3 separate regions of the Homo sapiens genome follow, and all the other regions are linked to region 1. Evidence: read pairs that join two places in POLR2A ChIA-PET (ENCODE). Cell type or tissue: GM12878. All regions are shown on one strand.

Region 1 (5,000 bases):
CACGGTGAAACCCCCTCTCTACTAAAAATACAAAAAGTTAGCTGGGCAAGGTGGCGGGCGCCTGTAGTCCCAGCTACTCGGTAGGCTGAGGCAGGAGAATGGCGCGAACCCGGGGGGTGGAGTCTGCAGTGAGCTGAGATCGCACCACTGCATTCCAGCCTGGGCGACAGCGAGACTCCGTCTCAAAAAAAAAAAAAAAAAAAAAAAAAATCACCAGCTGGGCCGGGTGCAGTGGCTCACGCCTGTAATCCCAACACTTTGGGAGGCCGAGGCAGGCGGATCACCTGAGGTCAGGAGTTCAAGACCAGCCTGACCAACATGGAGAAACCCCATCACTACTAAAAATACAGAATTAGCTGGGCATGGTGGCACATGCCTGTAGTCCCAGCTACTCAGGAGGCTGAGGCAGGAAAATCGCTTGAACCTGGGAGGCAGAGGTTGCCTTGAGCCGAGATCGTGCCATTGCACTCCAGCCTGGGCAACAAGTGAAAACTCTGTCTAAAAAAAAAACAAAAACAAAAACAAAAAAAACAAAACAAAAAAAAAAAAACTCACCAGCTGGATGAACACATCATAACAGAGACTCCAGCTCCTTCACTGGCAACAGGGCTGCAGGGATCTGAGTAGCGACAGCTGCCAGGCAGAGGGAAGGCCCGTGGCACCCAGTGTATCACCCTGCTTCCCAGGTCGGGGCTCGGCCTCCCCGGCAGTGTTTCTGTTGTGGCTGCAAGGGGAAGATTCTGATGGTTTAGGTTCATATTTATTTATTTATTTATTTTGAGATTGAGTCTCGCTGTGTCACCCAGGCTGGAGTGCAGTGGCGCGATCTAGGCTCACTGCAACCTCCACCTCCCAGGTTCGAGCTATTCTCCTGCCTCAGCCTCCCGAGTAGCTGGGATTATAGGCATGCGCCACTATGCCTGGCTACTTTTTGTATTTTTAGTAGAGATGGGGTTTCGCCATGGTGGCCAGGCCTCCTGACCTCAGGTAAGGAGGTCAAGACCAGCCCTGGCCTCCCAAAGTGCTGGGATTACAGGCGGGAGCCACCGCACCCCGCCTAGGTTCCTCTTTAGAAGAAAAAGAAGGTGTCTGTCTTCAATCTTGAAAGAGAATTAACAGGTCCTTCAAAATCTGGAGCTTGAAAGGAGGGGAGTTAAATGTAATCAAGGGTAGCCATTTGGAAAGAAATGTCTGGCAATCCTGCATTACTGTATGGTAGCCTACCAGCTATCACATTCCAAATGCCAAGTCTCTCCCACCAATTGTCTGAAATTTCCTCAGGCATTAGCGTAGCTCTGTTACTAATTCCTATCAGGTGCTTAAAGTTCTCACATAACACCAAAAGTCTACAGGGTACAAAAATTGAATGGTCTGAGAAGCAATCCCCATCCCCCAGGGCTATTATTTTGGGAACAGTCATACACCTTGTGACAGAAGAAAAACTGGCCCACTCACTTTCACTTTTTGCACGGGGAAAAGCATCTTCTGAGTACAGAGTAAAATGTGGATCCCCCCAACCCCCGAAGCAACTGGTATTCACCATACGTTATCTTCTTCCCAAGTCTATTAGACTTCCAACAGCATTTCTACTTCCAAGAACACTCCTGCCCACTTTTCACTTGTATTAATTTCTCTAGAATCTCACTTTCTTCCACCTTGATAGACCTTTTTATGGCAAATCCACAGGGAGCTCTTTGCCTACTCACGGGCACAAAAAGCCCTAGTTTCTGCAATGGTCAGTTCCATGTCTATCTCCTCCAGCTCTCTGGGCAGCTCAGAAAGCAGAGCTCACCCGCCCACAGGAACGGGAAGGAACCTCTGGGGATAATTCTGGGTGACTTGATCTTTCCATCTGCCTACTGCCTCCCCAGCAGATGCACACAGCCTCCCACCCACTCAACATTTCCTTCACCTGGCATAGAGGTGACACCCGAGCTTCCCCTATAGACCTTGCCTTCCCGAACCGCCCCTCCGGGCTCTGCTCTGACTCATGGTTTCTGTCTATTTTCGAGTCTCTGTTGAAAGCCTCATCTGTTTCTGTGTCTCTGGATTTCCTGCTTTCATTTTTCAGCTTCACTCCATCGCTAGCCTACTCTCGTGGGACTTAAAACGTCATGTGGGGATGGAAACAGCAGCATTGGGTACCCCATTCCAGCACGGCTCAAACATTCCAGAGAAAACAAGATCTACATAGCAGGCTGGATGCGGTGGCTCACGCCCGTAATCTCAGCACTTTGGGAGGCCAAGGCAGGTGGATCATTTGAGGTCAGGAGTTCAAGACCAGCCTGTTCAACATGGTGAAATCCTGTCTCTACTAAAAATACTAAAATTAGCTAGGCACGGTAGCACACACCTGTAATCTCAGCTACTTGAAGGCTGAGGCTGGAGAACTGCTTGAACCCAGGAGGCAGAGGTTGCAGTGAGCCATGATTGTACCACTGCACTCCAGCCTGGGCAACAGAGTGAGACTCCATCTCCAAAAAAAAAAAAAAAAAAAATTATATACATATGGTCTGGGCACGGTGGCTCACGCCTGTAATCCCAGCACTTTGGGAGGCCGAGGCAGGCGGATCACCTGCGTGAGGTTAGGAGTTCGAGACCAGCCTGACCAACATGGTGAAACCCCATCTCTACTAAAAACACAAAATTAGCTGGGCATGGTTCCGCGCACCTGTGATCCCAGCTACTCAGGAGGCTAAGGCAGGAGAACCACTTGAACCCAGGAGGCAGAGGCTGCAGTGAGCTGAGATCAGGCCATTGCACTCCAGCCTGGGCCACAGAGTGAGGCTCCATCTCCAAAAAGAAAAATCTACGTAACAAATGACTTACAAACAAGCAGAAGCAAGAACATGGGCTGGAAAGGGAATAAAGGTCAACCTTCACTAGGGTCCTGAATGGAAACACAAACTTAGTCAATCACCAAGTCTTTGTTAAGCACCCGCAGACAATGAAGTAAACAGCATGTCAGCATGCCAGACCCTGGAGGGACTACAGAAAAAGTTCCAGACACAGATTTTACCCTCAAGGAGGCTGTGCTCTCCTGGTTCAATACATGAAAAAAAAAAAAAATCAGTTCAAAAAACAAGACAGTAGATAATTGGGCTAATTTGGTACAGAAATGAGTGTAAAAACAAATGTATGGCCCAGGCACGGTGGCTCACACCCGCAATCCCAGCATTTTGAGAGGCTGAGGTGGGTGGATCGCGAGGTCAGGAGTTCAAGACCAGCCTGGCTAAGATAGTGAAACCCTGTCTCTACTAAAACTACAAAAATTAGCCAGGCGAAGTGGCAGGCGCCTGTAATCCCAGCTACTTGGGAGGCTGAGGCAGGAGAATCGCTTTAACCCAGGCGGCAGAGGTTGCAATGAGCTGAGATTGTGCCACTGCACTCTAGCCTGGGCGACTAGAGTGAGACTCCTTCTCAAAAAAAAAAAAAAAAAAAAAAGCATCACTTCTTTTTCCTGACTTCCCCATTTCTTTTTCTTCTTCCTTTTTTTTTCTTTTTTGAGACAGGGTCTCACTCTGTCACTCAGGCAAGAGTGCAGTGGTGCGATCATGGCTTCACTGTAGCCTCAACTTCCCAGGCTCAGATGATTCTTCTACCTCAGCCTAGCTGGGACCACAGACACTCACATCACACCTAGCTAATTTTTTGTACTTTTGGTAGAGACAGAATTTTGCCATGTTGCTCAGGCTGGTCTTGAACTCCTAGGCTCAAGCAATCTGCCTGCCTTTAACTCCCAAGGTGCTAGGATTACAGGTGTGAGTCCCAGTGCCTGGCGTCTTTCGTTTTTTTTTTTCTTTTTTGTTGTTTGAGACGGGGTCTCACTCTGTCACCCAGGTTGGAGTGCAGTGGCTCTTACAGCTCACTGCAGTCTCTGCCTCCCAGGCTCAAGTGATCCTCCCACCTCAACCTCCTGAGTAGCTGGGACCACCCACAGGCGTGTGCTTGTTCTTTTTTTAGAGATGGGGGTCTCACTCTATTGCCCCGGGCTGCAGTAGGCGATCATGGCTCACTGTAGCCTCCAACTCCTGGGCTCAGGCGATGCTCCCACCTCAGCCTCCTGAGTAGCTGGGACCACAGGAATGAGCCACTGCATGTGGTCTATTAAGTCACTATTCCTATAAATGCTGCACCTTCCAAAAGTCCCCTATTCCCCCACCTCTTTTTTGACTCCTTCTTCCCTCTCTCCTCATCCATTCCTCTCAGTCTTGTGGTCCTTTCCTTCTCAATGTCTTCTTAAATCCCTTCCTTCCTTATCCCTACCCTCCACTCCTTCTCACCTGCTTCTAGAACTTCTGTTCTAATCCATCCTAATCCTATGTAAAGTCCCTATTGTCAGGCCTCTGAGCCCAAGCCAAGCCATGGCATCCCCTATGACTTGCACGTATACATCCAGATGGCCTGAAGTAACTGAAGATCCACAAAAGATGTAAAAATAGCCTTACCTGATGACATTCCAGCATTGTGATTTGTTTCTGCCCCACCCTAACTGATCAATGTACTTTGTAATCTCCCCCACCCTTAAGAAGGTTCTTCGTAATTCTCCCCACCCTTGAGAATGTACTTTGTGAGATCCATCCCTGCCCGCAAAACATTGCTCTTAACTTCACCGCCTATCCCAAAACCTATAAGAACTAATGATAATCCACCACACCATTTGCTGACTCTCTTTTCGGACTCAGCCCGCCTGCATCCAGGTGAAATAAACAGCCATGTTGCTCACACAAAGCCTGTTTGGTGGTCTCTTCACATGGACGCGCATGAAATTTGGTGCCATGACTCGGATCGCGGGACCTCCCTTGGGAGATCAATCCCCTGTCCTCCTGTTCTTTGCTCCGTGAAAAAGATCCACCTACGACCTCAGGTCCTCAGACCCACCAGCCCAAGGAACATCTCACCAATTTTAAATCAGGTAGGCGGCCTCTTCTTACTCTCTTCTCCAACCTCTCTCACTATCCCTCAACCACTTTCTCCTTTCCACTCTTCAATCTCTCCCT
Region 2 (5,000 bases), 370 kb before region 1:
AAATTCAGACTTCAGTTTGAATAAAACTTTATTGGAAGACATCCATGCTTACTTCTTTACATATTGTCTATGGCTATATTTGTGCTTTGATGGCACAATTGAGTAGTTGTAACAGAGATCATATGGTTCGCAAAGCCCCAGATATTTACTATCTGGTCCTTTACAGAGTTTGACCACCCCTGCACTACATTATAAGCTCCATGAGGATGGGGACCCAGTCTCAGCTCTTATACCCCCAGGGCTTCACACACTGGCTAGCACATAATGGAAGTTCGTACAATCGAAAAAGTTCTGTAGGGCTCCCCATCTAGAGGCAGTATATCTGGTGGTGGAGGATGGATTCTAGAGTCAGACAACATTGGGTCTGAATCCCTCTTCCTCCACTTACTAGCTATATGACATTGAGAAATTTAATCTCTCCAGGACTTTTTTTCACTGTCTGTAACATTTGGGGGAAATATGAATAGTGGCAATTTGTTGTAGACATTAAAATCAGATGATGAGGTCAAGACAACTTCCATAAATGCTAGATAAACATTAGCTATTATTATCATCATCCATATGTATTATGACCTCCCATATGTCTCTGTAGATTAGACCTTAAGTCTCTGCAGAGATCTGGATATACTTCATTCACTCCTGTCACCTCCCTCACCTCTCAGGCCTCAGAAATTCCCAGCCCACATCCTAAGTGAAACAGAAAATGGAGCCTCAAAGCAATCGAGTGACTTGTTCCCATGATACCCATGGTACAGCCAGATCTGGCACCAGTGCCTTCAGCTGCTGCCCATACCCCAGTCAGGTCCAGATCAATAACAATGAGTCATTGGTTATGTATTTGGATGGTTTTAATCATGAGCCAGGACTGTGCAACTGGGGCCTTTTCTGCCACTGCGTTTCTCAAATGGAGAATTAGCAGTTTGATTAATTACACCCCTAGATCTCAAGGCCATTTCTAAGCTGCTAATGCATTTCCAAGGAGCAGCAATAACATATAGCAAAGCAGTGGGCTGGGGAGCCGCCAAGCCTGCCTCGTGCCAAGAGGGCTGCCTGGATCCAAAACTCCACTCTATCAGTCAACCTTCTAGCAAGAAACAGATGGCACACTCAAAAGGCGTGATTGAGGACAGTTTAATGAAGGAGTTTGTATACAGAGGTGTGAGCAGGGTGAAGGGAATGGAGAAGCACCCCAGGCTAGCAACAGCTGGAAACCACTACCACCGCAAGCCTGGAGGGAGCTGTTTCAGAACTAGTGAGAGTCTGTAGCTATGGAAAAGGGTGTCTAAAGGAACTGCGGTCTTTGGTAAAGGAAGGTGTGGTGGAGATGAATGGAGAGTGCACATAAAAGAACCAGTGGCCTCTGTGCAGCTGCCTAAGGCCACACCACAGAGGGGCTCTCCAACGGAACAAGGCTCAGGGAATGCCTGTGCCTGTAGCCAGACCCCTCTGCCCATCCCCCAGGCTCCCATTTGCCGGCAGTTTGTCTCCCTATCAGCAGGGTCAGGAGGCCTTTCACTCTATCCAAGGCCTTCACTGAAAAACAAGGCAATTACACGCTCAGAGAATGACTTGCATGTTCTCAACTGGGTCAACTCAGCAATGTCTGGAGACATTTTTGATTGTCACAACTTGAGCTCCCAGCATCTAGTAGGTAGAAGCCAGTGACGCTGCTAAACATCCAACAATGCACAGGACAGCCCCCAACAACACAGAATTGGCCAGATAAAATGTCAGTAGTGACTGGGCATGGTGGCTCACACCTGTAATCCTAGCACTTTGGGAGGCCAAGGTGGGTGGATTGCCTGGGCTCAGGAGTTCGAGACCAGCTTGGGCAACATGGTGAAACTCCGTCTCTACTAAAATACAAAAAATTAGCCAGGCATGGTGGCAGGCTCCTGTAGTCCCAGCTACTCGGGAGGCTGAAGCAGGAGAATCGCTTGAACCTGGGAGGCAGAAGTTGCAGTGAGCTGAGATCATGCCACTGCACTCCAGCCTGGGCGACAGAGCGAGACTCCATCTCCATAAAAAAAAAAGTCAATAGTGCCAAGGTGAGAGACCCTGTTTTCAACTAATGGGTCTGGCCTCCTTCTCTGTCTCTCCCTCAGCCTCCACCTGGGCACTTCCTAGCACCCTCCCAGTCCAGCCCCCAGCTGGGGCAGCTCCCAGCCCTCTCTCAATACTACCCACTGTGGGCTGAATCTCAGTGGTGTCCCCCAGCACCTTGGTCTCTTCCTCTGCCTGGCATTGGTAGTTCCCTTATATTCCCACCTCACTCCCAGGCTGCAGACCATCCTTCCACAGCCCTGCCCAGCCCTGACTTCAGGCTCTTCTATCTGCACCCCACCCTCCTCCCATTCCTCTCTGAGGTCATCCGTCCTCCGGACCCTGTTCCCAGTACCCCCTCCAGCCCCAGCCCCCTCCTACAAATTCTTCTCTCTCCCAGTAGATGATCCCCAGGTTCACTTCTAAACATCACAGAACAAACTGTTTGAACTAGCCAAGGTCACATTCAAAGTTATTTATTCTTTTTTTTTTTTTTGAACGGGAGTCTTATTTTTTATTTTTTTATTTTTTTGAGATGGAGTCTCGCTCTGTCACCCAGGCTGGAATGCAATGGTGCAATCTTGGCTCACTGCAACCTCCACCTCCCGGGTTCAGGTGATTCTTCTGCCTCAGCCTGCCAAGTAGCTGGGACTACAAGTGTATGCCACCACATCCAGCTAATTTTTTGTATTTTTAGTAGAGACGGGGTTTCACCATGTTGGCCAGGGTGGTCTCGAGCTCCTGATCTCGCGATCCACCCGCCTTGGCCTCCCAAAGTGCTGGGATTACAGGCATGAGCCACCGCCCCTGGCTGGCTATTTATACTCTTTCCCTAACTCTGTCCCTGGGGAACCTTCTCCCCTCACTTCCCCTGGAGTTCCCTCCCGACAAAACACACTCACTTTTATCTTGCTGATACTGTGGCCTGGGGAACTGCTGAGCCAGTGTCTTGCACAGGTTCCTTTGGCTGAGGATCGAGGAAGGCCTGCCAAAAGCAAGCTCACCCTAAGGTCCCCGGGGAGAGGGCACCTTGGTGGGCAGAGCCTGAAGGAAGCAATAGCCAAGGCCGTGTGGGGCTCTCCCAATGCCAGGGAGGTCCCAGCCGAGGGAGCTGACCCTGTTCTCTCTGTGCCCCCTGCTATCTCCCAGGTGGCCCCTGCACAGGATCCCTCTTCACCCTGTCACCTCCCTTTAACCCTACCAAGGCTCAGATGGAGCAGGGGGAAGGACCCAGCTCTTTAGTCCTGAGATGAAGTTGCTGAGGTCCAGACTGACCAGAATGCACAGCCACCATTACCGCTTCACCCAGACACCCCTCAAAACCCAGAAAAGCACGCAAGGCAGGTGGCCCCCAGACCCCAGGCCTGAGCTCCCCTGCCCCCCTGCCTGGCCGGTGCCTCCACTCTCCAGGTCCACCACCAGCCACTGAGCCACACCCCCTGGACCAGCAGCAGCAGGAGGGCCAGGGCCAGGCCAGGGAGGGGCAGGGTGGCTGCACCGGCCCGGCCTCATTACAGCCCCACAAGCTCAGTGATGGGTGGGGCCTGCACCATGAATTCCTCATAGCGACGGAGAAACAGCTGGAAGCGAGCCAGGTATGAGTCCTCGTTGTACGGTAGCTGCTTCTCACGTAGGAACTGGGACACCACGGGCTTCACCTGGTGGAAGATGGGCAGGAGAGGGCCTATGAGCAGGGGCTGTGGGCAGGCCCATCATCCCGTCAGGGGAGGGAGGGACATCATCTTCCCACCCCCAGTTCCTATCGGCCTTGTTCCAAGATTCTCCGGAGGAGCAGAAGGGCTTAAGTCAGAGAATTCTTGTCCCTAACCCTGCAGAAGAAAGGAGTGGCTTCTCTCCGACATCCAGGGATCCTGACTGCATGACAGCCCTCCTTGGCACAGGGGGATAAAAACCAGAGCTCCCTTTTACCAAGCACCTACCATGTGCCAAACATTTCAGATATATTTCTCCATTTCATCCTCAAAGCCTGTCAACAGAAGCCCTTCTACTCCCATTTTACAGAAGAGAAAGCTGAGGCCTAGAGGCATTCAGTTCACTTGTCCAGTCGCCCTGCTAGTAAGAAACCTGGGTATCTCTGATCTAAAACCCATGCTGCTGTGGATACACTGGGCTGCCCTTCCTGGGTGACCTCTGACCAGGCCAGTTGGGGGACTTGGAGTTCAGGTGAACCCTGAAGTTTCCTCCCTCCCCTCACCACCTTTTTTTTTTTTTTTTTTTGAGACAGGGTCTTACTCTGTCACCAGGCTGGAGTGCAGTGGCACGATTATGGTTCATTGCAGCCTCAACCTCTGCAGACTCAGGTGGTCCTCACCTCAGCTTCCAAGCAGCTGGGACCACAAGCATGTGCCACCACACCCCGCTAATTTTTGAATTTTTTGTAGAGATGGGGTTTCACCATGTTGCCCAGGCTGCTCTCAAACTCCTGGGCTCAAGCAATCTGCCCACCTCAGCCTCCGCAAGTGCCAGGATTATAGTGTGAGCAACGCCCCCAGGCCGAAGAATCTTCCTTTCCATCCTCTAACAGTCCCTTTATTCCAGCGCCCCCAGCCCAGCCCTCGACTACCTTCAGGCACATGTTATCAGAGAGCCTGGGGAATAGATGGTGTTCCACATGGCAGCTGATGATCGAGTGGCCGAACGCCCAGTCCAGCACGGGCAGCCGGGCCAGGTTAAGCACCCCCAGGCTCATCATGTGAATCCGACGGGGCTTGTTGTCCCGGGAGAACATGGGCAGTCCGATGTGCTGTGACAGACACGTGGGTCACGCCGGGCAGCCTGGACCTCCCCACCCCACTCCAGGTGTCCTGGGACCTCATGCTACCCAGAGGGTTCTTGTGTCACCCACCTCCCATGTGGGGGGACCTGGTAGAGGGGCTCCTGGCCCAGCTCCGATGATGACCCTGTCTGTTTTCTGCACTGACTCTCATCCATCTCTG
Region 3 (5,000 bases), 73 kb before region 1:
ATATTTAACCATGAATATATTAAAGAAATACCTAAATAAACAATTGCCAACATGTTAACATACCCTATAGGTAAAAAGATTTGGGGTGATTTTCATTTTCTTTTTTTTGAGACAGTTTTGATCTGTTGTCAAGGCTGAAGTGCAGTGGCGTGATCTCAGCTCAAGGCAACCTACACCTCCTGGTTCAAGCGATTCTTCTGCCTTAGCCTCCCAAGAGTAGCTGGGACTACGGTCCCCCGCCACAACAACCGGCTAATTTTTGTAGTTTTAGTAGAGACTGGGTTTCATCAGGTTGGCCAGGCTGGTCTCGAACTCCTAACCTCAGGTGCTCCGTCCGCCTCAGCCTCCCAAAGTGCTGGGATTACAGGAGTGAGCCATGGTGCCCAGCCTCTCATTTTCAGTGAACAGTAAGATGTAGTATTTTTTTTCCTTTTCTTTTTTTTTTGAGACAGAGTCTTGCTCTGTCACTCAGGCTGGAGGGCAGTGTCGCGATCTCGGCTCACTGCAACCTCCACCTTTTGGGTTCAAGCAATTTTCCTGCCTCAGCCTCCTGATTAGCTGGGACTAGGCAGGCGCCACCATGCCTGGCTAATTTTTGTATTTTTTAGTAGAAACAGGGTTTCGCCATGTTGGCCAGGCTGGTCTCGAACTCCTGACCTCAGATGATCTGACCACCTCAGCCTCCCAAAGTGCTGGGATTACAGGCATAAGACACTGTGCCCGGCCTGTTTGTTGTTGTTGTTTTTGTTTGTTTGTTAAGACAGAGTTTTGCTATGTCGCCCAGGCTGGAGTGCAGTGGTGCGATCTTGGCTCACTGCAACCTCCGCCTCCTGGGTTCGAGTGGTTCTCCTGCCTCAGCCTCCCGAGTAGCTGGGATTACAGGCGCTTGCCATCATGCCCAGCTAATTTTTGTGTTTTTAGTAGAGACAGGGTTTCACCATGTTGGCCAGACTGATCTCGAACTCCTGACCTCAAGTGATCCACTCACCTCAGCCTCACAAAACGCTGGGATTACAGGTGTGAGCCACTGCGCCCAGCCAGTAAGTCATTCTTTTAGAAAGCTTTACTGCTTTTCAGACACAGCTACTATAATGTTAAATAGAACATACCTTGAGACAAATATGCATTTAAATGAGTTAGACAAGGAAATGAAATTTTTTTTTTTTAAATGGAGTCTCGCTCTGTCGCCCAGGCTGGAGTGAGTGGAACAATCTCAGTTCAACGCAACCTCCACCACCGGAGTTCAAGTGACTTTCCTGCCTCAGCCTCCTCAGTAGCTGGGACTACAGGCTCATGCCACCATGCTGGGCTAATTTTTTGTATTTTAGTAGAGATGGGGTTTCACCGTGTTAGCCAGGATGGTCTCAATTTCCTGACCTCGTGATCCGCCTGGCTGGCCACTAACAGGAAATTTAAAGGAAAAAAATGCCCATTTAAAGACTCCAGTCTGAGCTCGGGGGCTCACACTGTAATTCCAACACTTTAGGAGACCAAGGCAGATCATCTGAGGTCTGGAGTTCAAGATCAGCCTGGCCAATATGGTGAAACCCCGCCTCTACTGAAAATACAAAAATTAGCCGAGTGTGGTGGCATCCGCCTGTAATCCCAGCTATTCGGGAGGCTGAGGCAGGAGGATCGCTTGAACCTGGGAGGCGGAGTTTGCAGTGAGCCAAGATCGTGCCCTAGCACTCCAGCCTGGGTGACAGACCAGATTCAATATCAAAAACAACAACAACAACAACAAAACCGACCTAAAATGCCCCAACCTACACCCTTGAACTTCCTGGAATAGCTTTAAAAAAGCACCGCTTTTTAATTTCCTTTAATACTTACCCAAATCTGTAATTACTTACTGTCTTACTAAAAAACACACTTCAGGAGATATAGGAACCTAGACTGTTTTAGTTACACAGTCTATCCCTTGCACATAGTAGGTGCTGCTCAGTAAGTATCAGTGGCATAAAAGGGATGAAAAACAGTATATAACCATCATCTACTTAAAAACAAAGGCCAAGTATTGTGGCTCACGCCTGTAATCCTAGCACCTTGGGAGACTGAGGTGGAAGATCACCTGAGGTCAGGAGTTCGAGACCAGCCTGTCCAACATGGTGAAACCCCGTCTCTACTAAAAACACAAAAATTGGCTGAGCACAATGGCACACACCTGTAGTCCCAGCTACTCCAGCCGGAGGTTGAGGGGGGAAAATTGCATGAACCCGGGAGGTGGAGGTTGCAATGAGCCGAGATCGTGCCATTGCAAGAGCGAGACTCTTGTCTCAAAAAAAAAAAAAAATTAATTAATTAAATAAATAAAAATACAAAAAATTAGCCAGGCTAGGTGGCAGGCGCTGTAATCCCAGTTATTCAAGAGGCTGAGGCAGGAGAATTGCTTGAACCCAGGAGCAGAGGTTGCAGTGAGCTGAGATCATGCCACTGCACTCCAGCCTGGGCAACAGAGCAAGACTCCATCTCAAAAAAAAAGAAATTAAAAAATTTGCATGGTGGCCAGGTGCAGTGGCTCACGCCTATAATCCCAACATTTTGGAAGGCCAAGGCAGGTGGATTACCTGAGGTCAGGAGTTTCAGAGCAGCCAACCTGATCAACATGGTGAAGCCCCGTCTCTACTAAAAATACAAAATTAGCCAGGCGTGGTGGTGCATGCCTGTAATCCCAGCTACTTGTGAGGCTGAGGCAGGAGAATCACTGGAACCTGGGAGGCGGAGGTTCCAGTAAGCCTAGATTGCGCCATTGCATTCAGCCTCAGTAACAAGAGGAAAACTCCATCTTAAAAAAAAAAAAGAAAAGAAAAGCCAGGCGTAGTGCTTCATGCCTGTAATCCCAGCACTTTGGGAGGCCGAGGTGGCGAGACGGGTGGGTCACCTGAGCTCAGGAGTTCAAGACCAGCCTGGCCAACGTGGTAAAACCCCGTTTCTACGAAAAATAAATTAGCCGAGCACGGTGGTAGGTGCCTATAATCCCACCTACTCAGGAGGCTGAGGCAGGAGAATTGCTTGAACCCGGGAGGTGGAGGTTGCAGTGAGCCGAGATTATGTCACTACACTCCAGTCTGACCGACAAAGCGAGACTCCGTCTCAAAAAAAAAAAAAAAAAAAAAAAGAATCGCCCAGTGGCACAAGCCTATAGTCCCAACTACCTGGGAGCCTGAGGTGGGAGGACTGCTTGAGCCTGGGAGGCAGAGGATGCAGTGAGCCATGATCATAATCCTCCCACTGCACTTCAGCATGGGCAACAGGGCAAAAGCCTGTCTCAAAAAAAAAAAGGCAAAATTTTGCAATTGCAGAAAAGTTAAATAAGATATGCATAAGAATAGTGTTCAAGGCCAGGCACCAGTGGCTCACACCTGTAATCCCAGCACTTTGGGAGGCCGAAGCAGGCGGATCACGAGGTCAAGAGATCGAGATCATCCTGGCCAATATTGTGAAACCCCGTCTCTACAAAAAATACAAAAATTGGCTGGGCACGGTGGCACGCACCTGTAGTCCCAGCTACTTGGGAGGCTGAGGCAGGAGAATCGCTTGAACCCAGGAGGCAGAGGTTGCAGTGAGCCGAGATGGTGCCACTGCACTCCAGCCTGGGCAACAGTGCGAGACTCTCAAAAAAAAAAAAAAAAAAGAAAAGAATACTGTTCAAAACCACCAAACTGAAGCATGATTCTGTTTGTTTGTGGTTTTGAGACAGGGTCTCATTCTGTCACCCACACTGGAGTGCAGCGATGAGATCATGGCTCACTGCAGCCTAGACCTGCCAAGCTCAAGCAATCCTCCCACCTCTGTCACTGAAATAGCCTGGACTACAGGTATGTGCCACCACAACCACCTAATTTTTTTTTAAGAGATGAGGTCTGGGCCAGGCGCAGTGGCTCATGCCTGTAAACCCAGCACTTTGGGAGGCTGAGGCGGGTGGTTCACGAGGTCCTGTAATCCCAGTGACTTGGGAGGCTGAGGCAGAAGAATCGCTTAAAACTGGAAGGCGGAGGATGCAGTGAGCCGAGATTGCGCCACTGCACTCTAGCCTGGGCAATAAGAGCAAAACTCCACCTCAAAACAAAACAAAAAAACCAGATGAGGTCTTACTATGTTGTCCAGACTGGTCTTCCAGCCTTGGCCTCCCAAAGTGCTGGATTACCACGCCCAGCCTATGATTTTCTATTTTGTATGCAGTTTTGCTAAAGAAGTTCTCCAAAAGGATTACCTTTTAAAATTCCCCTGTATCCTGAAGGGGCACTAGTGTTCAAATATAGAAGATGCCAGTTTATAAATTATTTAACACAATTCATAAGTTCATGTAGGGTGATTTCAGCAAAATTCTTCAAATAAGAGTATATGGTATCTTGCTGGGCACAGTGGCTCACGCCTGTAATCCCAGCACTTTGGGAGGATGAGGCAGGTGGATCACCTGAGGTCAGGAGCTCAAGACCAGTCTGACCAATATGGTGAAACCCCATCTTGCTGACAATACAAAAATTAGCTGGGCGTGGTGGCGTGCGCCCGTAGTCCCACCTACTCGGGAGACTGAGACAGGAGAATCGCTTGGTCTCGGGAGGCAGAAGTTGCAGTGAGTCGAGATTGCACTACTGCACTCCATCCTGGACAACAGAGCGAGACTCTGTCTCAAAAAAAAAAAAAAAAAAGGTATCTTTATAAGGAACTACATACAAGAAGGTTTACATATCAATTATGAGCACAGTATTTTCTTATTACATTGTAAATACACTAGGCATAAAAATACTTCAAACATTCTAAAGTTTTTTTTTTTTTTTCCTTTGAAATGCTCTCGCTCTGTCACCCAGGCTAGAGTGCAGTGGTGTGATCTTGGCTCACTGCAGCCTCCACCTCCCAGGTTCAAGGGATTCTCAGCCTCAGCCTCCGGAGTAGGTGGGATTATGCGCGTGTAACACCACGCCCAGCTAATTTTTTTGGATTTTTAGTAGAAATGGGATTTTGCCATGGTGGCCAGGCTGATGTCAACTGCCACCTGC

What was found. ChIA-PET counts read pairs that join two places held together with the same protein. Peaks named below come from ENCODE experiments on the same cell type or tissue, not always from the same donor. Only the 100,000 strongest peaks of a DNase experiment are listed, where the experiment ranks them.
Region 2: POLR2A ChIA-PET joins it to region 1 with 6 read pairs; 11 of 35 experiments call an interaction of 5 or more read pairs at or near these places.
Region 3: POLR2A ChIA-PET joins it to region 1 with 5 read pairs; 13 of 35 experiments call an interaction of 5 or more read pairs at or near these places.

What each region holds. Positions count from the first base shown.
Region 1 is chr17:75,248,285-75,253,284 of GRCh38, forward strand. The region is part of intron 1 of GGA3 (golgi associated, gamma adaptin ear containing, ARF binding protein 3); the gene reads right to left. Among named protein-coding and RNA genes, the nearest start is that of GGA3, 11 kb to the right of the region's middle. RefSeq lists enhancers at 2,241-2,340, 2,351-2,460 and a silencer at 2,784-3,078. In GM12878, no CTCF peak of the experiment used is centred here; a DNase peak (open chromatin) is centred at 2,017; H3K4me3 peaks cover 1,835 bases; H3K27ac peaks cover 3,324 bases.
Region 2 is chr17:74,874,777-74,879,776 of GRCh38, forward strand. It overlaps FADS6 (fatty acid desaturase 6), which reads right to left. Exons shown (of 6, transcript NM_178128.6): 5 at 4,628-4,807; 6 at 2,526-3,701. The coding sequence ends at 3,555. Among named protein-coding and RNA genes, the nearest start is that of FDXR, 4.3 kb to the left of the region's middle. RefSeq lists enhancers at 1-268, 1,384-1,678, 4,263-4,762, 4,763-5,000 and a cis regulatory region at 633-704. In GM12878, no CTCF peak of the experiment used is centred here; no DNase peak of the experiment used is centred here.
Region 3 is chr17:75,174,894-75,179,893 of GRCh38, forward strand. The region is part of intron 2 of SUMO2 (small ubiquitin like modifier 2); the gene reads right to left. Among named protein-coding and RNA genes, the nearest start is that of SUMO2, 5.6 kb to the right of the region's middle. In GM12878, no CTCF peak of the experiment used is centred here; no DNase peak of the experiment used is centred here; H3K4me3 peaks cover 223 bases.